Linked DNA regions of Homo sapiens: regions 1 and 2 are each linked to region 3. The links are chromatin contacts, found by Hi-C or POLR2A ChIA-PET in ENCODE. All regions are on one chromosome and are shown on one strand. Each heading gives the region's core, a stretch centred on a gene start or an enhancer-like site at or near the end of the contact. The rest is flanking DNA. Distances are from core to core; before and after follow the strand shown. Region 1 overlaps THADA (THADA armadillo repeat containing). Region 2 has its middle 31 kb from the start of ZFP36L2. Region 3 has its middle 18 kb from the start of TRI-TAT2-1.

Region 1 (2,912 bases), core at 2-2,501, 470 kb before region 3:
AATTGAAGTTTGCCAACTACTTTGTATGCGTTTTTGAGATAGGGTCTCACTTTGTCGCCCAGGCTGGAATGCAGTGTCAGCATCCTGGCTCACTGCATCCTCAACCTCCTGGGCTCAAGTGATCCCCCACCCAGCTGACTTTTTATTTTTTGTAGAAATAGATTTTCACAGTGTTGTCCAGGCTGGTCTCAAACTCCTGGGCTCAAGCAGTCCTCCCACCTTGGGCTCCCAAAATGTTGGGATTACAGGCATGAGCCACCACGCCCAGCTGGTTTACCCAATTTCTATTAGATGATGAACATGTGTGAAGAACTGGGTGCTGGGAGGTACCCGAGACTCCTACCCTAGTCCGCACCCTCATTCCCTAGTCCTGCCAGTTTTATCCCTTCAGTGTTTTTTTTTCTTTCTTTTTTGCCTTTTTAAATGATCACCTTGGCTTCAGACCTTCAGCGTTTCTTAAACCCACCTTCTCCTGATTCCTTCTGAACTTAAGGCCCTCGTCATTTATTTCTCTCCTGGACTACGGTGCAGTAGTGTTGTAACTGGTCTCCCTGCCTCTAATATTGCCTCCTCAACGATAAGAGCACTTCAGTGAAAATGGGCCCCTGACCTTACTGCTTAAAATAACCCCCCAGTGGCATTCCGTTGCATACAGAACTAGCTGCTTCACATTGTCTAGGAGGCTTTCTGTACTCTAGCCACATTTCTTCCCTAGCCTCATCTCCTGCCCTTTCCCACCTCAAATTTTATGCTCCAGTGTTATGGGATGGCCTGTAGTTCCCCACATGGTCCGTTCTGTTTCATGCCTTTGTTGAGCCTTTGCTCAGCTGGTTCCCCTGCCTTTGGTGGTGCTAACACATTGTCACCTGTCTTCCTCTTTGAGGCCTAGGTTATCATTTGTACCACTATATTGGAATTATGTGTTCATGCATTTCTCTTTCTCAAACTAGACTGACTATAAACTCCTTAAGGGCAGTGATCTTATTTAGCTCCTAGCACATAGTAAGCAGGCAATAAGTTTTTGGTTTTTTTATTTTTTTAATCAGAACTGAGAATATGAAAAGATCTCGGCAAATGAAAGGTAGACCATAAAACTTAACAGGAGGATAAAATTTAACAGGGATATACTTGGGCTTAAAATAAACAAAGAAAACACATCTTGGCTTAAGTACTGAGTACAAAGTGGGAGAAAGATGACTCACCACCATCAGTAGACCACGTCAAAAAAGAAGGGCTGTGGTTTCAGTTGACTTTGTGCTCCATATGAGTCAACAGTGTGATGCAACTCCAGTTCAGAACAGAGAAAGTAATAGTCCTGCGGGTCAAACCATGCAGGAGATTTGTGATCCAGCCTATTGGCCATCCTTTAAGAGAGGGTGAGGCATGTCCACAGGAAAGCAGCTAGAATAATGAGAGACAGTGACCCCATCATTTGAGGAAGGAAGTAGGAATGTTTCATCTGGAGAAGACAGAGGGGACACAAGAATTGTAATCAAATGTCTAAAGAGCTGTCATTGGGAGCCTCAAAATGTAGCATTAGGCCAGTGAGTAGAAACACAAAAAGAACTTTTTGACAATTAGATCTACTAACAATGGAATAAGCTGTCTCATGAGCTCCAGGGTACTGTAGGGTTCAACCAAGAGCTTCTGGGAAAGGGTGTTACAGAGGGGAGCTTCACCCCTGAAGGAAGTTTATACTAGATGTCCTCTTCTCATGGTCAGCTTTGAGGCTCGGTGATAAGAGGTCACTGAGTTCGTATTTATTGAATGTTGAGGAGGGGTGCCAGGAACGCATTTTCTAATAGTAATGCCTTTGTGCCCCTGTTGGAAAAATTATACATTACCTAAATGGAAATTGTTGTGGACTAGAAGTCTGAACCTTAGAGGGCCACTCACTTATGACAGTGTTTGAAATCTGCTTATGGGAGACATCTGATGGCCTCACGCAGTGGATTCAGTCTTCATTCTTTCATGTCCTTTTGTGGAAATTTAAAGTGATTATCTCTTTCCCTTTTGCTTTTTTTGCTTCTTAGTTCTGGAGAGTCTTGGCTTCTGGGAGGAAGTCAGAGGGATTATCTCAGGATCAGAGCTGATAACGGGATTCCCTTGGGCCTTCAAGGTGCCAGGCCTGCCCCAGTACCTCCAGAGCCTCACCAGACTAGCCATTGCTGCAGTGTGGGCCGCGGCAGCCAAGAGTGGAGAGCGGGAGACGAATGTCCCCATCTCTTTCTCTCAGCTGTTAGAATCTGCCTTCCCTGAAGTGCGCTCACTAACACTGGAAGCCCTCTTGGAAAAGTTCTTAGCAGCAGCCTCTGGACTTGGAGAGAAGGGCGTGCCACCCTTGCTGTGCAACATGGGAGAGAAGTTCTTATTGTTGGCCATGAAGGAAAATCACCCAGAATGCTTCTGCAAGGTAAAGTCTCCAACGTACTGACTGGCCCTTTACACTCCCCACATTCTTTTGTGAGCCACTGGAATGGTAGGATCATGAAGGCAAGATTGGGTTTAGGCTCTCCAGGGGCAATAGGAAGTAGATTCGGCAGCCAGTGGATAAGGACTCTCTTTTTATGGTGGTTGGCATGGCGTCATACCTGGTAGGGCACCAAGAAAAGCTTTTGATGATAGGAGTATTGATGGCAGAGATTAACCAAAGACAGAGCAAACCACTTTGGGATGTTTAGGAAACAGATCATTAAAAATTCACTGTAGAGTGTGTCAGAGGTAGTCTTTGCTGACATGGCTATTTCAGGGCAGTTGGCCACCTGGGAAGCATAATCAAAAGGAAAGGGCACTGGCCTAAAATCAGGGCATCTGGCTCCCATCCCAAGTCACTAGAGGCCCTCTGGTTAGTCATTGCATCACTCTGCCTCAGTCTCCCAAAGGTATTATGGGGGAAATAAGAAGTCAGTGGG
Region 2 (2,859 bases), core at 322-2,821, 370 kb before region 3:
GCACACGCCTGTAATCCCAGCACTTTGGGAGGCTGAGGAGGGAGGATCGCTTGAACCCAAGAGTTTGAGACCAGCCTGGGCAATATAATGAGATCCCCAAGTCTACAAAAATAATTTTTTTTTTTTTTTTTGAGATGGAGTCTGGCTCTATTGCCCAGGCTGGAGTGCAGTGGTGTGATCTCGGCTCACTGCAAGCACCGCCTCCTGGGTTCACGCCATTCTCCTGCCTCAGCCTCCAGAGTAGCTGGGACTACAGGCGCCCGCCACCACGCCCCGCTAATTTTTTGTATTTTTAGTAGAGACAGGGTTTCACCACATTAGCCAGGATGGTCTCGATCTCCTGACCTCGTGATCCACCCACCTCGGCCTCCCAAAGTGCTGAGATTTAAAAAAATTTTTTTAAATTAGTCAGGCATGGTGGTGCACACCTGTGGTCCCAGCTATTTCGGAGGCTGAGGCAGGAAGACCACTTGAGCCCAGGAGGTCAAGGCTGCAGTGAGTTATGATCGCACCACTGCACTCCAGCCTGGGTGACAAAGCAAAACCATGTCTTAAAAAAACAAACAAAAAGGCCGGGCGCGGTGCCTCACACCGGTAATCCCAGCACTTTGGAAGCCTGAGGAGGGTGGATCACTTGAGTGAAGTCAGGAGTTTGAGACCAGTCTGGCCAACATGGTGAAACCCCGTCTCTACTAAAAATACAAAAATTAGCCAGGAGTGGTGGTGTGTGCCTGTAATCCCAGCTACACGGGAGGCTGAGGCAGGAGAACGGCTTGAACCCAGGAGGAGAATGGCTTGAACCCGAGAGGCAGAGGGTGACAGAGTGAGACTCCATCTCGAAAGAGAGAAAGAAAGAAAGAAAGAAAGAAAGAAGGAAGGAAGGAAGGAAGGAAGGAAGGAAGGAAGGAAGGAAGGAAGGAAGGAAGGAAAGAAAGAAAGAAAGAAAGAAAGAAAGAAAGAAAGAAAGAAAGAAAGAAAGAAAGAAAGAAAGAAAGAAAGAAAAGCAAGCAAGCCACACATGGTTGGGAACTGTGGCTGAAAAGAAGCTGAGCTTGGGGCCTAGACAGCTGTGGCAAGAACGGTGTTAGGTCCTTTTCAGTTTTGTATGGCTTTTGCACCAGGCAGGCCAGCTTCTGCCATTTCCTGTCTGTTTGAGCGTGGCCAAGTCCTTTAATTTCACCCAGCCTCAGTTTCGCCATCTGTAAAATGGGGATGACATTGCCTGTCACTAGGCCTGCAGTGTCAATGCAGTTCACTGACATGCAGAGAGAGCAGTGCAGGCCCAGGCTACGGTGGGGCTTACGTACCATAGTAACTTACCCACACAGTCATCTGGGGCTTCCCCACAAACAGGAATGAGAGCATATCAATAGAGTTATTATTTGAATAAATAATTCCATTTTTCTATATTTATAGAAAAAGACGCAGGTGAACCCTGTGTCATACTGCCTGTGGTTCCTGCTGTGGGGAGGGTGACCATGGCTTCACCCAGGGGCAGGCCCTAGGCTTAGGTGAGATAGAGCAGTCCCCGCCCCCAGCGCTCGGAGGCTGTGCACTTAAACTTCAAAGGACCTTCCAACAGATGCAGCTGGTTTCCTGCAGCCGTGCAGCAGCCAATGCCAGCCTGAATCACCCCGGCCTAAGGGAAGCTGGGGAGCAGAGGCCCGCAGAGACCTTAGCCCAGGTTAATATGAGAGGCTTCCTGGAGGCAGAACACACCCAGATTCTAACTGCTAGAAGAAAGAAGAGAATGGCGTGTTGGGGAGTTGCTGTAGCCCAGGGTGTTGGGGCCTGGGATGTGTAGATTCAGAGGGGTCTTTAGGAGGAACGACTTGGGAGATAAGAGCGATAAGAGCACTGATAAACGAGGTCACAGGTAGGAATGTAACCTGCGGACTCTCCAAGCCCCAGGAGTAGCTGGGTTCAGGCAGGTCCTCTCCTCCAGAAGGCCCACCAGGAGTGCCTACAGTGGTGTAGCTTGCAGCTTCCAAGCTACAGGAAGAGTCCTTGGGTCTGTGCTGTGGGTATGAGAGAGTGAGATGGGGTGGACACGGGCCAGGGCCAGGGCCAGGGCAGGATGGGGGCATGGGGAAGTGGTATCCCTAAGCAAGGGGCTTAGAGGCCCTGTGTGGGGCTGGCCCACGGCAGGTGGGAGGGATTTTTAGGTAGGCTCAGGTGCAGATGGAGACATTACGCCGTGGCCCCACAGGTGGTTAATATTTAATCTCCTCCTTAATCATTAACTCCCTGGCTGGCTGGGGAGGAACAGGGCTGTTGTCAAATCAGTAACCACAGGCCCAGGAACAATGTCCACAGATCTCATGGCCTCTCCCATTGCTGGCCGAGTGGGGTAACCCCTGGCCCTGGGGGCCAGGTGCATCTCCCTCCCACGGTGACCTTGGGCCATGGAGAGGGCTTGAAGAGGCCAATCCTCTCCGAGCCCCTGGATCGCCCTTTACCCTCCACCCTCTACTTACTGGTGGGGAGTGGTGGGAGGTGGTGTCCATTCACGCATGAGGGTTCTAGTCCCTACCCACTCCTTCCAGGCTGTGTGACCTTGGGCAACTCACGTAGCCTCCCTGAACCTCAGTTTCCTCATCTGTGCAATGAGGATAATTATTCGTGTCTTGGAGGATTGTCATGAGATTTGAATGAGAGGAGGGTATACAAGGAAGTACTTTCTAAGCTGACGATTGAGTTAGCAAACAAGTTAGAGAAAGTACAGATGGGAAGAGACAGAGAGCAAAGGGTAAAGAGGAAAGAAAACAGCTTGAGAGCTCTTGTTTCCATCCACCCAAATGCAGTTCCTTTCCTTGGAGTTTGTTTTAATTCATTCAAGGAGTGTTGATTGATAAGGCT
Region 3 (3,249 bases), core at 646-3,145:
CAGTGCTTTTCTCTTTTGCCTTGATGGGTACATGATCTTCATCTTCATTGGCCTGAGGCATGCATCTCTGCTTAAAGAGAGACCAGGATTAATGTTTGATATAGACAGAATGCACAGAAGAAAAAATGTGGTAATGTTTGGTATTTGACATGCAAAATAGGATTATGCTGCAGATCAAAAGTCTTCTAAAGCAGGCTATTCTTTTGAGAGCATGTTTCCTGGATTCCCTCATCCCTCTCCTTGGGTGTGGCCCTGGAATTTTATGTAATGGATGACTGAGCAAGAAGAGGAAGAGTGTTGGTCCCCTCCTTCCTGCCCAGGGGATGGTACGAAGGGGATTAGAAGGATAACAAGCAGAGCCAAGCACTGGCCCACTCACCCCTCCCTGAGAGAAAGAAGCCCTTGTCCCCAACTCACATTGGAACTCTGGGAAGAAGTGGCATCCCAGGCAGCTGCAAACCAACTCGGCCTCTGCCTCCAGCACCAGGGCTCCCCGGTAAGGGAGAGGCACCACTAAAGTTCAGCTTTCAAAGCCAACTTCCATTCCTGTGAGCCAGCAGCCCTACTGGGGCCATGGTGGCACAGCTAGGAGACTTGGTGGGGAGGAGGGGCCCAGGTGCAGGAGGGCTGGCCAGCCAGGGGCGCCACATGGGCTCTAGTCAGATCAGGAGGGACTGGACCATGAGTTTCATAAACTCAGCTTCTAGTATGATCAGTGGCCAGGAGGGACAGGGGACCTTGCTGGGTCTAGAGGACACCACACCCCAGGATCCCAACTCATGCCTCCTACCAGATGCCACACAAGCTGCCCTTGACTGTCTACAAAACCCCAACAGCACCACAGTGGGAGAAGCTGGGCAAAGCAGTCTGAGAACTAAGCATTTTATCCAAGAGAAATTAATAAGATCACTTAACAAGACCGGCTAAACTCTCTGGCCCCAGGATGTTCAAATCAAGTTGAAAATTTCATTGTTTTTCTCGCTTATCATCAGGCAGGGGTTGGAAGAAAGGCCAGATTCATTATAGACTCATAAATAAGGAAATTACCTTTTTTTTGCACAAATAAATTATAGAGTGAATTAAGTTTTCAACTCTGTTGCACACACAAAAATAGAGGAATTCCTGCTGCCCCACTGCAATGCTGGCTGACTTTTCCAACCAAAGACAAGGACCCAAGCCTTCTGGATCCCCAGTTCCCTCCTCCAGGTGGTGGGGGACACCGTTGTGGCAGAGAGAGGTAAGGTCCCCCTTCAGCCTAAGTGGTCACATTAGCCCTCTTGGGCTCATGCACCAGATCCTGCTCTCCTGGCTTATCTGTGTTTCTTTGAGGGGAGGAATGAGATTTTCATTTTCTTTCCAGGCCCTTCCCATTCAGGGCATTTCAGATCCCTCCTTCCCATGACCCCTGAAATGAATTGGGTGAAGAATGGTCCCCTGCCCTACACGCTGCATGTCTGGGAGAGGCCAGAGGTGGAGCCGGCACATGCAAAGGCAATGCTGCCACCTGCTGGCGCCACGAAGAGACACAGCAAAGGTGGGCAACCAAACCCCATTAGCCCTGGGGGAACTGCACAAGGATGTCTTGCAGCTGAATGGTACCTTTTTCCAATGCAGCTTCTTACCTGTTCCCTCATTTAGTCATCCAGTATGCCGGCTGGAACAAGAACATCATCCCATTTTATGGACGAGACAACTGACACCCATGAAAGGGCAGAATGCTGACTGAGGTCACATGTGTGGGGATGGCTTGAAGGCAATGCTCAGTCTCCTGCTTCCCAGCCAAGAGTTGTGTCCCCTCGTCAGTGCTCAGATGAGGTGTCTCAGAAAACGAGGGACCCCTATGAACAAGGTTTACGGGGCCATCCTCAACATCCAGGGAGGAAGAGTGAGGGCGGAGGGCACCAAGCAGTAATGCCCACCCTGCAGCTGGCTCAGGGCCTGATACACGTGTACAGCAACTCTGTTTCCCAAGGGTTCACACACCTTCCACACAGATTTTGTGGGTTTTTTTGTAGAGAAGGGGGTTTGTCCTGTTGCCCAGGCTGGTCTCGAACCCCTGGGCACAAGTGTGATGTTACTTTTCGATAAAGATCTGGAAGAGCTGACTCCTGCCCTAGGCCCGTGAGTCCTAATCTAAAAAACAGACGGTGAAAGAGGCAAGAGTCATCTTCCCAAATGGCAGCTGCAGGCGAAGTAGGTGGGGGGAACTCGCAGACGATGTTGTGTGGTCAGCAGGTGTGAGATGACCGGGCTGCATCCTCTCCCGCTGGGTGCTCAGCACTCGACTCTCCTCTTTGTTCCTGGCTCTTCCAGCCCAGGTCTTCATTTGGCGGAAACAGCCTGGAGGACAGAAAAAGTGCCTCTTCTCTGCCCGAGACCCTTCCCACGCGCACACGCCATGGGGAAGCAGCTCTTCCCTTTTCCCGACGTGGGAGATGACTGGGCCGGTGGGAAATCCCATGATTCCCCGGCAGCGGTCCATGTCCCTCCTGACAGCGGTCAGCGGTCAGCCTCACTTCCAGGACTCTGCATTGTCCCAAGCCTCCTCCTCTCCAGACCTTCTTCGCACCTCTCCCCGCGATTCTTGTCCTGGTAGGGTCCAGGAAACGCTGAAAGCTACGGATAGGCCCCCACGTTGCCCCGCAGGGTGCGGATGAAATCGCTGTCGGAGGCTGGTCCTGTGGCCGGCCCTGCCTGTCTCCTGGACCGAGAGGAGCCTTCTATGGCAGAGCCGCAGCGCCACCGTGTGGTAGAAGTCCGTCTGCACGGCCAGAAACGGCGGCTCAGAGCGGGCCCACAGAAATCCTTGTAATAGTCCACTGTCAAGGCCGGTGCTAGCGACACGGGAGTGGCAAATGCACCCTCTTGCCGTTCCCGGTGTTTGGGCCTTGCCTGTGACGGTGGGAAAAGAAAATGGCCTTGCTGTGCTACAACCGGGGCTGCGGTCAGCGCTTCGATCCTGAGATCAATTCCGATGATGCTTGCATATGCCACCCAGGTGTTCCAGTCTTTCACGATGCATTAAGGATTGGTCTTGATATAAGAGAAGAACAATTGATTTTTCTGATTTCTTAAGCATTGTAGGCTGTACAAAAGGTAGACATAATAGTGAGAAGCCACATGAGCCAGTCAAACCTGAAGTAAAGACTACTGAGAAGAAAGAACTATCTGAATTGAAACCCAAATTTCAGGAACACATCATTCAAGCCCCGAAGCCAGTAGAAGCAATCAAAAGGCCAAGCCCAGATG

The links. A loop is a pair of places that touch in the nucleus more often than their neighbours do. ChIA-PET counts read pairs that join two places held with the same protein, here RNA polymerase II (POLR2A). Pooled maps may share reads with other maps.
Region 1: a pooled map shows a loop between it and region 3 (2.9-fold over the local background). The contact joins two enhancer-like sites. A Hi-C loop is called at or near these places in 7 of 50 pooled maps. POLR2A ChIA-PET finds 5 or more read pairs at or near these places in 2 of 52 experiments (Panc1 and activated CD8-positive, alpha-beta T cell).
Region 2: a loop to region 3 is called in a pooled map, with 2.7 times the contacts of the local background. The contact joins two enhancer-like sites. A Hi-C loop is called at or near these places in 1 of 168 maps with a recorded cell type or tissue (endothelial cell of hepatic sinusoid), 2 of 37 single-sample maps with no recorded cell type and 7 of 50 pooled maps. POLR2A ChIA-PET finds 5 or more read pairs at or near these places in 3 of 52 experiments (CD4-positive, alpha-beta T cell, HepG2 and Panc1).

Annotation. Positions count from the first base shown.
Region 1 is chr2:43,292,335-43,295,246 of GRCh38, reverse strand. It overlaps THADA (THADA armadillo repeat containing), which reads left to right. Exons shown (of 38, transcript NM_022065.5): 32 at 2,034-2,413. Among named protein-coding and RNA genes, the nearest start is that of LINC01126, 67 kb to the right of the region's middle. RefSeq lists a silencer at 1,643-1,937 and an enhancer at 1,214-2,413. Within about 2 kb of position 1,251, at least 14 of the 41 ENCODE cell types and tissues checked have a DNase peak (open chromatin) inside an H3K27ac peak, as active enhancers do.
Region 2 is chr2:43,193,728-43,196,586 of GRCh38, reverse strand. No RefSeq gene overlaps it. Among named protein-coding and RNA genes, the nearest start is that of ZFP36L2, 31 kb to the left of the region's middle. RefSeq lists an enhancer at 1,658-2,577. Within about 2 kb of position 1,571, at least 16 of the 41 ENCODE cell types and tissues checked have a DNase peak (open chromatin) inside an H3K27ac peak, as active enhancers do.
Region 3 is chr2:42,827,282-42,830,530 of GRCh38, reverse strand. It overlaps the pseudogene CHORDC1P1. Among named protein-coding and RNA genes, the nearest start is that of TRI-TAT2-1, 18 kb to the right of the region's middle. Within about 2 kb of position 1,895, at least 7 of the 41 ENCODE cell types and tissues checked have a DNase peak (open chromatin) inside an H3K27ac peak, as active enhancers do.